2 separate regions of the Mus musculus genome follow, and region 2 is linked to region 1. The links are chromatin contacts, found by Hi-C or POLR2A ChIA-PET in ENCODE. All regions are on one chromosome and are shown on one strand. The core of a region is the stretch at or near the end of the contact, and the rest is flanking DNA. Distances in the headings are between cores, read along the strand shown. Region 1 holds the start of Srsf7 (serine and arginine-rich splicing factor 7). Region 2 holds the start of Sos1 (SOS Ras/Rac guanine nucleotide exchange factor 1).

Region 1 (5,311 bases), core at 1,509-4,008:
TTGGGCTGGGCAGTGGTGGCACACGCCTGTAATCCCAGCACTTGGGAGGCAGAGGCAGGTGGATTTCTGAGTTCAAGACCAGCCTGGTCTACAGAGTGAGTTCCAGGATAGCCAGAACTGCGCAGAGAAACCCTGTCTCAAAAAACCAAACCAAACAAAACAAAAAAATTGATGTAAAAAGATTATGAATACTCTGCCTTCCTTTTTTTGTTGTTCTAAATTCAAAGATAGGGTTTTTCCTATGCAGATCATAGGATTATAATACTATAATACTATGTAACCCAGGCTGGCCTCTAATTATTTTCCTGTCTTAGCCATAACCCCCAACTTTAATGTGGTAATAGCCAAGATTTTTTTTTAGATTTATTTATTTATTTATTTATTTATTTATTATATGTAAGTACACTGTAGCTGTCTTCAGACACTCCAGAAGAGGGAGTCATATCTCAGGATCGGATGGTTGTGAGCCACCATGTGGTTGCTGGGATTTGAACTCCTGACCTTCGGAAGAGCAGTCGGGTGCTCTTACCCACTGAGCCATCTCACCAGCCCCCAATAGCCAAGATTTAACAACTGTGGCATAATAATAATCACTCAATAGCTTATATTAGCAAATGTTAGAATATGTGTTGACCCAAGTAGATTCATTTAAACTCAAATCTAGAGGCTGGGCATGGTGGCATACACATTTAATCCCAGCACTCAAGAGACAGAGGCAGGTGGGTCTCTCTGAGTTCCAGGCTAGCCTGGTGTACCGAGAGAATTCCAAGATAGCTAGGGCTACTCAGAAAGACTCCAATCTTGAAAAACAAACAAACAAAATCCCAAACAAACAAAAAAGTGGAATTAGACTTTATAGAATTGCTATTCCTTCAGAGAGAATACAAATGTTTATAATTATTGCTCAATGCCTTTCAGAGAGAAGCAGATTAGAAGAATATTTCTCTAGCATGAAAAAAAGCTCTGGGTTGTATACATAGTGAATCTGTGGGAGGCCTGGACTGCAGAAGTTCCTGTGGCAAGCAAACACAGGAAGATTGAGGCAGAACAATATACTGTGTAGTAAGACTGAGGCAGAACAATATACTTCACTGTGTAGAGTTTCTATTTTCTTGCCAGAGATTTTTGTTGAGACACTATAATTTTAAATATTTGAAAATCAACATACATATAAATTAGTAGTACTTAAGAGTCTTTGCTTTTAAAAAGGGGGGGAGGGGCTAGAGATATGGCTCAGCAGTTAAGAGCACTGACTGCTCTTCCAGAGGTCCTGAGTTCAATTCCCAGCAACCACATGGTGACTCACAACCATCTATAAGGTATCTGATGCCCTCTTCTGGTGTGTCTGAAGACAGCCACGGTGTACTCGTATAAATAACAAATGAATCTTTTTTTTTTTTTTAAAAGAGTCTCATGCTTTATTGACCAAGAAGGACTCCTTTAGAGAAAGCACTCCACACCTGAATCCACACACAGCAAATGAAAACGGAGATGAAATACACGTACCTAGGAACTTCCTCTTTTATGTGTAAAATTTCCAACCCTTGAGTATTCCAAGTAGTTACGATGTAATGTTTTTTGTTTTTTGTTTTTTGTTTTTTTTGGTTTGTTTGTTTTTTGCTGGTTGATAAAAAGAACTTGGGCTGGTGAGATGGCTCAGTGGGTAAGAACACTGACTGCTCTTCCTAAGGTCATCCCTGAGTTCAAATGATGAGTTCAAATCCCTGCAACCATATGGTGGCTCACAACCACCGGTAATGAGATCTGACTCCCTCTTCTGGAGTGTCTGAAGTCAGCTACAGTGTACTCACATATAATAAATAAATAAATCTTAAAAAAAAAAGAACTTAGCTCTCTTTTTAGAGTTGAATTTTGGCAAATGCAGAATTCAAAGGCAGATTTTAAGCAACTCAGGGAGACTGATACGTATTGAGTGGCTGAGCTGTAAGGTTTTAAGTAAAAATTCACACACAACTTTTAAAAAATCCAAAGCACTAGAAGGGAAAAATAAATTTGTGCTTCAGATGCAAGAATTGTCTCGGCTCAGTATGCTTGCAAACTTTTACAGTTTTGCCACAACTTTAACATTGCCAGAACCCCTTCTCCACAACCCTATCCCTTTGTTTCAGCAAACCCCCAAGTACTCAGATCAAACTAACAAATTAGTGACTCAGTGCAAAAAGGAGAGGTATTATGCAGACTCCCCGGGGGAAGTCATCCCTTTTGAGGCCCGTGATGCAATAACCATTAGACATAACTGTGGAGTAAGGGTTATTTTCACACTGGTCTTAGTTTAATTACCTCTGTTGAGCCTTAAAGATCACTGAACACAGACTAGGCCAGGTACCCCAAAGGTGGCGACCGGGACAGCAGCGGTTAAATTTTACGGACTTTCACAGAACGGTCTAGTGTACCTGTACTTAGGTTACGGTCGCTGTCAGTTCCTAGATTAAAATGAAGAGGTAAAAGGGTTGGGAGAGGTTAGGAGGACCCACAGGGTTCAGGAAAGGGGAAGGGGAGGGGAGGGAGCAGGAGACCGCCGGAAGGCCACAGGTTTATGGGCAAGATCCCGGCGTTCCCATGGAAACGTATCCCTCCGCTCCGCTCGCAGAGTCTCGCTCTAAGTTCCCTCCGCCCCGCCTCTAGGCTGTTTCCGCCCAGCTTCTTTGTGCCGCGCAGAACGTTGACACAACGCATGCGCAGAAAAAAAGAATCCCCGCCCGCCGCCTATATAAGCGCGACTCCGGCCTCTTCCTTGTAGTGCCGCCGGGATTGCAGGCAGAGGAGGTTGCGCAGCCGCTTCCGTGCTACTCGCGCTGTGAGCATTCCAAGCTAGAGCCGAGTACACGGGCCGGCCATCATGTCACGCTACGGGCGGTATGGAGGAGGTAAGCGGCCAGGGCCCCAGGGGAGGACGGTGCTGCCCGCCGACCGAGCAGAGCGGGGCCGCAGGGGCGGCGCGGCGGTTAGAGACGGTTATTCCGCGTGCGTAATGGCGGCTCCTGCGCACGCTGTACGAAGCCCGAGGCCGCGGGGGCGGGGAGGAGGAGGGCGAGCGGGACTGGAGGGCATGTGTGCCGCTTAGGGCCCGGGCGCTTGGCGCCTTTTGGTCTCTCCTGGACAGGCCGAAGCCTGGCGGGGTCGCCGTGGTGGCGTTGGCCATTTCTCCGCGCTGCCGCCCGCCTCCACCACCCCACCCCCCGCCCTCGGCGGCGGCGGCGGCTGCCATTTTGAGCACATTGATGACCGTGGTGGCGCATTTCCTCAGCGCTTTCCCGCCACTGGAGCCGGGGAGTGATGATGGGCGTTAAGATTCGGGTTGGGCTGGAGACGGAACGAAACCGGCAGCTGCGAGCTGCGCGTCGTCCAACAATTGGTCGGCATGAGGAGTAGCGCGAGGGGAAGACCGCTGCAAGCGGCGACGGCTTTTTTTCTCTCTCTTTTTTTTTCCTTCGCCGTTTCGAGCGTGGCTTCTGGCTCTGGGGCGGGGACTCGGGTGAGCCTGCGCCTGCTGTGGAAGCCGGGAACTGGCTCGGCCCTGATCCTCGCTGTAGACCTCTCCGCAGGCCGGGCCGCCGGAGCCCGCGCGCTGTTGTGCCCGAGGCTGCGGGGACTCGGGGGGCGGGGCGGGCCCGAGCCGGGCCCCACCTCCACCCCGCACGCCTCAAGTCTACCATGCTCCCGCTGCAGTCTCCCAGGGTTTCCTTCCTATAAGAGCGCCAGAACTTGGTCGCAGGTCTGGCTTTCCAGTCTTTCACGCTGTAAGATTTAGTACTTGGTGAAGACCTCTAAATAAAGGGAGCCAGACCTGGTGGTGCACTAGCTGCCTCAGGGAGGTTGAGGCCTGAGAGTCGTTTGAGCGATGTATAGCTAACATAGTTGTAGGGTGGCTCCGAGTAGATCACTTAGCTGGCTCAGAGTCTCCAAAACAAAACGTGTACGTTGCACAGCTCTTTAAGGATGGTCTGTTTTAAAGAAATGAATTCCCTATCACACGTTGAATAACATTTGTTCTGTTTACATTTTTTAAACAGAAACCAAGGTATATGTTGGTAACCTGGGAACTGGTGCTGGTAAAGGAGAGTTAGAAAGGGCATTCAGTTACTATGGGCCCTTAAGAACTGTGTGGATTGCCAGAAATCCTCCAGGATTCGCCTTTGTGGAATTTGAAGACCCTAGAGATGCAGAGGATGCAGTTCGAGGATTGGATGGGAAGTAAGTGGGTTGTTTTTCAAATTTCTTTAAAATATTCCCTCGGGCTGGATAAGTAATCTCGGTGCTAATCATAGACTCTCTGGGGGTGGACCTTATTTTTGATAGTGTCTCTGGCCTATGTTGACCTGGAACTCACCATATAGCTCCGGTGGTGGTTGGAGCCCTCATTCTGTCAGCCTCTCACATGCCTTACCCTTCAGGCACTGGATAACTTAAGATTTAGGACTAAAGGTGGAATTGGCGGGGTTTTGTAAACAAAAGACTAACCGTGTAGAGAGAATGAGCAGTTGACATTTTTTTAATAAATTAATTTTTATTAGATATTTTCTTTATATACATAGCAGTTGATATTTTTAAATCTAGAAGTCACATGTGTATTCTAACATTAGCATTTTCTTATGTTTTGTAGAGTGATTTGTGGTTCTCGAGTGAGGGTTGAACTATCAACAGGCATGCCTCGGAGATCTCGTTTTGATAGGCCACCTGCCCGTCGTCCCTTTGATCCTAATGATAGATGCTATGAGTGTGGTGAAAAGGGACATTATGCTTATGACTGTCATCGCTATAGCCGACGAAGAAGAAGCAGGTATTTAATTAATGAAGGAATGGTTGGTATTCTAGTTAATCAAAGTAATTCTTTTATTAGCAAGGCAGAAACTAGTGTTTTTCTATAAACTTGAATGTTAATTGTACAGGTGTATTTTACAATTTTTGTTTAATTAAAAATGTTACTATATTAATAATCAACCTGGTCAAAACCTTTCAGGTTTCTTCGTTTGAGTCAGTCGCCTTGATTCAGAATGTCACGAGCCTTATGATATCATGCTGAGGCGCCTTGCAAATCCGACAATTAAGATCCTCCTAGACCTTGAGGTGATCAGCATAAGAGGCCAGATCCCCTCGAGTCATCTACACCTAGCTTCACCTTATTCTTTAAAGGGCAGAAAATTTGAGTCGGTGATCGCCGTAACAGTAAATTTGGCTTACAATTGGGGCCCCCTCCGCTTTAGAAAGAGGAACACCAGATTGACCACATTCCCAACTAGAAAAATCTTCTTGCGTCAATCAAGCCTCATCTGGCTCTTTTGGCTGTCAG
Region 2 (5,311 bases), core at 192-2,691, 270 kb before region 1:
CTGCATCACTTCTCGCAGCTTGAAATGTGTTTTAATAACGAGAAGCCAAGGAATAGTTTTCTATAATAGTTGATTTGGTTCAGTCACTTAAGACCACACAAACCAGTTGTTGAAAATAACTGATATATCAGTTGTTCTCTGAAATTCCTTTTCTAAGTCCTTCCTAAGCTATAATTCCTCTGCCTTTCTCTTTAAAAAATTATATTTATCTTGTGTGTGGTGCACCTGCCATTGGCCATGTGTAGAGATCAGACGAACTTCTGGGAGTCAGTTTTTCTGCTCCCAGCGTTTGGGTATCTAAGACAGAACTTGGGTTCCCAGTCTTGGCTGCACCTGCTCTTTCCTGGCTGAGCCCTCCCACCAGCAGGTCTGCTGTTGTCTTACTACTCTGATGGTTAATGGATGGACTTCAAACTATTACTGAACACGTTCAAAATGAGGGGGACTTCTTTTTTTTTAAGATGCAAATCTGTACATGTATTATAAAAGGAAAGGCTTGTAGATTTCATTCAGATCCTAAGAGGTAGTCTAAAAGATGGTGGTTTCAAACATTTTTCATCTGTGAGATCTTGTTTATTGTACTACAAAACAGCATGGTTCTTCCAACTGTCTTCTCATCTATGAAATGAAAACTGAAAACTAAGACGTTTTACTAAGAAAGCGTTCAATGATAGAGCACATGTGCCACAGCGTTGCACAGTGCCACTACAGGAAGCAAGTCCATCCTTAGGATGGACGGACAATTCATAGATACTGCTTTTATAGCATTCTGTGATTTTCATATCTCTATCCTGGGTCCTGTACCAAGGCGAGGTGAGGGCTGGGGGGAAATCCCTCCCTTCCAGAAGCTAATTATCCAGTTGAAGCTATGAAAGATCCCAAGCAGGATGGACTAAATCCATAAATAAAAGCTTGTGGGTTTGAATAGACACATGATCAATAAATACTACACGTATGCGTTACGTCCTCATGGCATGGAAAGGCAGATGGAAACAGGCAATCTCTCCTCCCACTAGACAAACACTGAGCAGTCGGGCCTTTTGTTTTTTTTTTTTTTTTGTTTTGTTTTGTTTTGTTTTTGTGAGAGGGATCTATCTTTTGTGCAATCTGTTTAGTATACAGTGCATGCTCGGGGCACTCCTTATCTTCGTGCTGGGAACAAAGTACACACACCCCTTTTCTGAAACACAGGGCCTAGGATCTCCTAGAGCTGGATGGGCTCCCGGGCTGTGGGACCACACAAAAGGGGCGCTTCGCCTGCTCGCAGGCCCCCACACCCAGGTTCTCGGGTCGCGGGTTCGCCTTCAGGGTCCTTCAGCCCCGCCTCTGCGAGTGCCCTCCCCAGCCTCTGGCGCGCACCCCTCCTCATCCGCGGGCAGCCGGAAAACCCGGAGCGAACCGGCCCGGGCCAGCGGCGCATGCTCAGTTGCGAGCAGGTTCAGTTTGCTAGTAGGAAGCTCCGGCGCTACACCGGCGGCGGCAGCGGCAGCGGTAGCAGCAGCGGCGGCGACGGCCAAGCGGCCGGATTCCCCGGCAGCGACCTCGGGCCCTCCCCGTTCCCCACCGACCCCTGCTCCCGCTTCGTCCCGTTCTGGGCCTCTCGCTTGAGTTCCCCGCTGGCGAGCGGGCGCCACCGGCCGGAGCGTCCATCCACGCGCCGTCTCTCGGCGGGCCAGGCCGTGCCGGGGAGCGCAGCCCCGGCGGAGGGCGGCCCGGGGCGGAGCGGGGGGCCTGCCCCGGGGCGGTGGTGCGGGATGCCGCCGCCGCCGCCGCCGGGTTGCGTTGGCTCTCGGCGAGCGGCGCGCGTGTCGGGTGGGTGTCCGGCCGCGGGCCTCGCCCCCCAGACTCCTCGCCAGCGCTAGCCGGGCCGCGCGGCGCCCCGAGGGGGCCGGGCCGTGCACGGGCTGTGGCCCTTCTCCGCGCCGCGAGCCGCCGCCCCTCCGCCCGCCCCGAGGCGCCCCGCGGGCACCATGCAGGCGCAGCAGCTGCCTTACGAGTTTTTCAGCGAGGAGAACGCGCCCAAGTGGCGGGGGCTGCTGGTGCCTGCGCTGAAAAAGGTAGGGGCGCGGAACCCGCTTCCCGGCCGCAGTCCGCGCGGGGCTGGGCGAGGGTGGGGAGGCGGGGCGCCACTGTCGTCTTTCTTCCCGGTCTCGGATCTCGGGGAGGTCTGCTCGGGCTGCGAGGTTCCCCGCGTCCGCTGCTCCAGCTGTTGACACTCGCCCGGGGTGCGTGGGAAGGCCGCACACAGTCGGGGAGGGTTGGTCTGGATCATCCAAGCGCGGAGGCGGGGGTTGGAGGAGCCTCGGTTTTCCGTGGAGGTCAACGAAGGCCATTGCCTACCTTCTCGATCTTCCGAACTGCGGTCAACCTCTCGTTTTAGGAGTCCGGTACTCTCACTGGCTCGAAAGTGCCTTGGCCACAGTGCTTGCCTAAGTAATTGCGAGGTTGCCTGCCAGCAAGAACATGGCCTGCTCGGCTGTGCTCGTCCTCAGTCATAACTCCCCGTTTTCTTGACCCCCTCCCCCATTACAGCGGTGATGCACATGCCACTGTATTCAGATTGGTTCTTTTGAAGTGTCTGAGAATCTTTGAACGTCATTTGGTTTGGTGTTTTGCATCTTTTTATTTGGAAATGTTGCTACATTTTAAAAGCTTCTAAAGCAACTGTCTGTCCTTTGGTTAGGCATTTTGGATTTTTGTTTGCCAGTGGTTAAAGTTATTCGTGAATGTTGCTACATTTTAACAGCTTCTACAGCAACACTTAGTGACATAGTAAATACTGTACTAAGACATCTGAAACAGGTGTGCTTGAATGGATTTTAAAACAACCAGATTGGTTTTTGTTTTCATTTGCCTTACCTGTAGAAATTGTTTTACAATTTAATCTCCCATTTCTTGTTGCTCAGATGATTTTCGTGCTATCTTTGCTAAAATGCAGTTTTGTTACTACTGAGTACCTGGCGTTTACTGTGCCATTATGCAGAGCCTTTCTATTTTACCAGAAAGTCTTGAAAGGTATTTCATACTCCCAGAGGCCAGTACCTTTCAGTTTCTCGTCTGCCCTGTTCTCCCCTTCCCCTCTTGGTATGTTATGTGGAAACTGTTGGCTTTGTTGGAAGACTTTGCTTTTATCTTTCAGACTTAGGTTCCTGCGCTTTATCCTCAAGTGTCTCCCTACTTACAAACCTCTGTATGTTTTCTAAGAAAATCAAAGAGACCACCTTGTTGTGCATCCTTAATGACTCCATGAGACTTCAGTCCATTTCTACATTGGCTTTACCTGCACAATTGCCTGCTTAGCTTGGAGAATTGGAGAAGAATGCCTCATGATGCTAGAAGTTTGGTATTTTGACAGGACAGGATGAAGACAAAAAATTGATTTATATGTACAAAAGCTCTCATAGAACCAGTTTGAGGTATATGGCTTAAAAGCAATAGCTCCTATTCTAAGGAAACCTCCAAAATAACACTCGAGGCTCCTTTAGAATGGTAGACAGAGCATTGTAGAAGTTGGCAGACTACTCTAACTTGCCACTTGGGTGGTCCTTGCTGAAATCTATTTTGTGTGGCTGGCATTGTGGATTTTGTTTTGTTTTTCAATGTATGTAATTAGTCACCAGTTTCTTTTTTTCGAGACAGGGTTTCTCTGCATAGCCCTGGCTGTCCTGGAACTCACTCTGTAGGCCAGGCTGGCCTCGAACTCTGAAATACGCCTGCCTCTGCCTCCCAAGTGCTGGGATTAAAGGCGTGCGCCACCAACCTCCCGGCAGTCACCAGTTTCTTAAAATGAGAACTATCACATAAACTCTGAGGTTTGTTTGTTTTGAATTATAGATGGACTGGCCATACATTTTCACCATCAACTGCTAGAGTTTTGAGTGACTGCTTTCTTTGGAAAGGGTTTTGTCTCCAGTTCATCAGTGTTGCTTGTGTTCTATCGCTTCATGGTTGGTTGGTTTTCCATTTGAAGCAGAGACCTCCCTGTAGAAGTGATATGAAGAGGGAGTTTACAGAGTCTCCCTAATGTGTGAGGTTCTTTCCCTCATTTACATTTCCACCTGCAATGCTCTTAAGACACCCAAGACAAGGTTGGATATATTTCTCATATTCTGAATATGCTCTTTTGTTTTTTTTTTTTTTTCCCGAGACAGGGTTTCTCTGTATAGCTCTGGCTGTCCTGGAACTCACTTTGTACACCAGGCTGGCCTCCAACTCAGAAATCCACCTGCCTCTGCCTCCCGAGTGCTGGGATTAAAGGCGTGCGCCACCACACCCGGCCTGAATATGCTCTTGTAGCTGAAAACTTGAATTATGGTATGTGTGTAGATGTGTCCTTGGACATTTTGTGTCCTTGGACATTCTGTGTGGGTGTCTCCTTATCTTGAGCTCTTCAGACTTTAAACTACTTGCGTAGTGCCCGACTGTGTGTTTTCATACCTGAGGCTTTTTGGATAGCCTGTGCATTTTCTCTGGTCTAATACTATTCAACCCCAGAGATTTTTCTCAACCTAGTGGCCCATCCTAACTCAACAGTGAATTTTAAGTCCTAATTTACTTGTCCATATTCACATTAGCTACCCTATTGGACTTGTTGTACACAGGTGCTAGGCCTTACACCTGTTAGCACTCATTTTGGTTGTTTTGTTTGTTTGTTTGTTTGTTTGTTTTTGTTCTTTTGGTTTTGGTTTTTCGAGACAGGGTTTCTCTTTATAGCCTTGGCTGTCCTGGAGTTCACTTTGTAGACCAGGCTGGCCTCGAACTCATAAATCTGCCTGCCTCTGCCTCCCAAGTGCTGGGATTAAAGGCGATGAACAAGTGTCTTTGTAGGTTACCTTGAGTTTGTCAGACTTTAAAGTAAATTATTTAGAAATCTTGCTACATTTTTTTAAAGCTTCTAAAGCAACATTGTAACTTAGTAAATCTTCACATCTCCCTCCTTTTGGTTTGGCGTTTTGAATTTCTACCCTTTGTATGCTTCATTTAGTTTGCCAGTAGTTAAAGTTATTTGGAAATGTTGCCAATTCTGTAAGGGGATACTCAAAACTGACCCCCACCACCAGTTTTTAACTTCTTGATTAACGGCTTTAAACTTTTATTTAATTGGCTCAAAACTGAAGCCTAGGACTCCTTTCCGTACTGCTGCCTGCCTTCAGGCCAAACCTTCTGCTTATCAACCTCTAACATGCTCTTGGACTCTGCTCTGCTAACTGCTTGGAGTTTCCGAGGTTACTGTGGTAACCTCTCAGTTGAGTTCCTTACCCCCAACCCACCTGCCTTTACATATTTCAGAAGTTATAAAGTACTTTCGAAC

Evidence for each region. A loop is a pair of places that touch in the nucleus more often than their neighbours do. ChIA-PET counts read pairs that join two places held with the same protein, here RNA polymerase II (POLR2A).
Region 2: a map of gastrocnemius shows a loop between it and region 1 (5-fold over the local background). The contact joins the promoter of Sos1 here to the promoter of Srsf7 in region 1. A Hi-C loop is called at or near these places in 3 of 37 maps with a recorded cell type or tissue (gastrocnemius, heart and left cerebral cortex). POLR2A ChIA-PET finds 5 or more read pairs at or near these places in 4 of 5 experiments (Patski and embryonic stem cell).

The regions. Positions count from the first base shown.
Region 1 is chr17:80,204,752-80,210,062 of GRCm38, reverse strand. Srsf7 (serine and arginine-rich splicing factor 7) reads left to right here and starts at 2,758. Exons shown (of 8, transcript NM_146083.2): 1 at 2,758-2,888; 2 at 4,035-4,215; 3 at 4,625-4,801. The coding sequence starts at 2,861. It also overlaps a transcript of Gemin6 not described here.
Region 2 is chr17:80,476,583-80,481,893 of GRCm38, reverse strand. Sos1 (SOS Ras/Rac guanine nucleotide exchange factor 1) reads left to right here and starts at 1,441. Exons shown (of 22, transcript NM_009231.2): 1 at 1,441-2,057. The coding sequence starts at 1,971.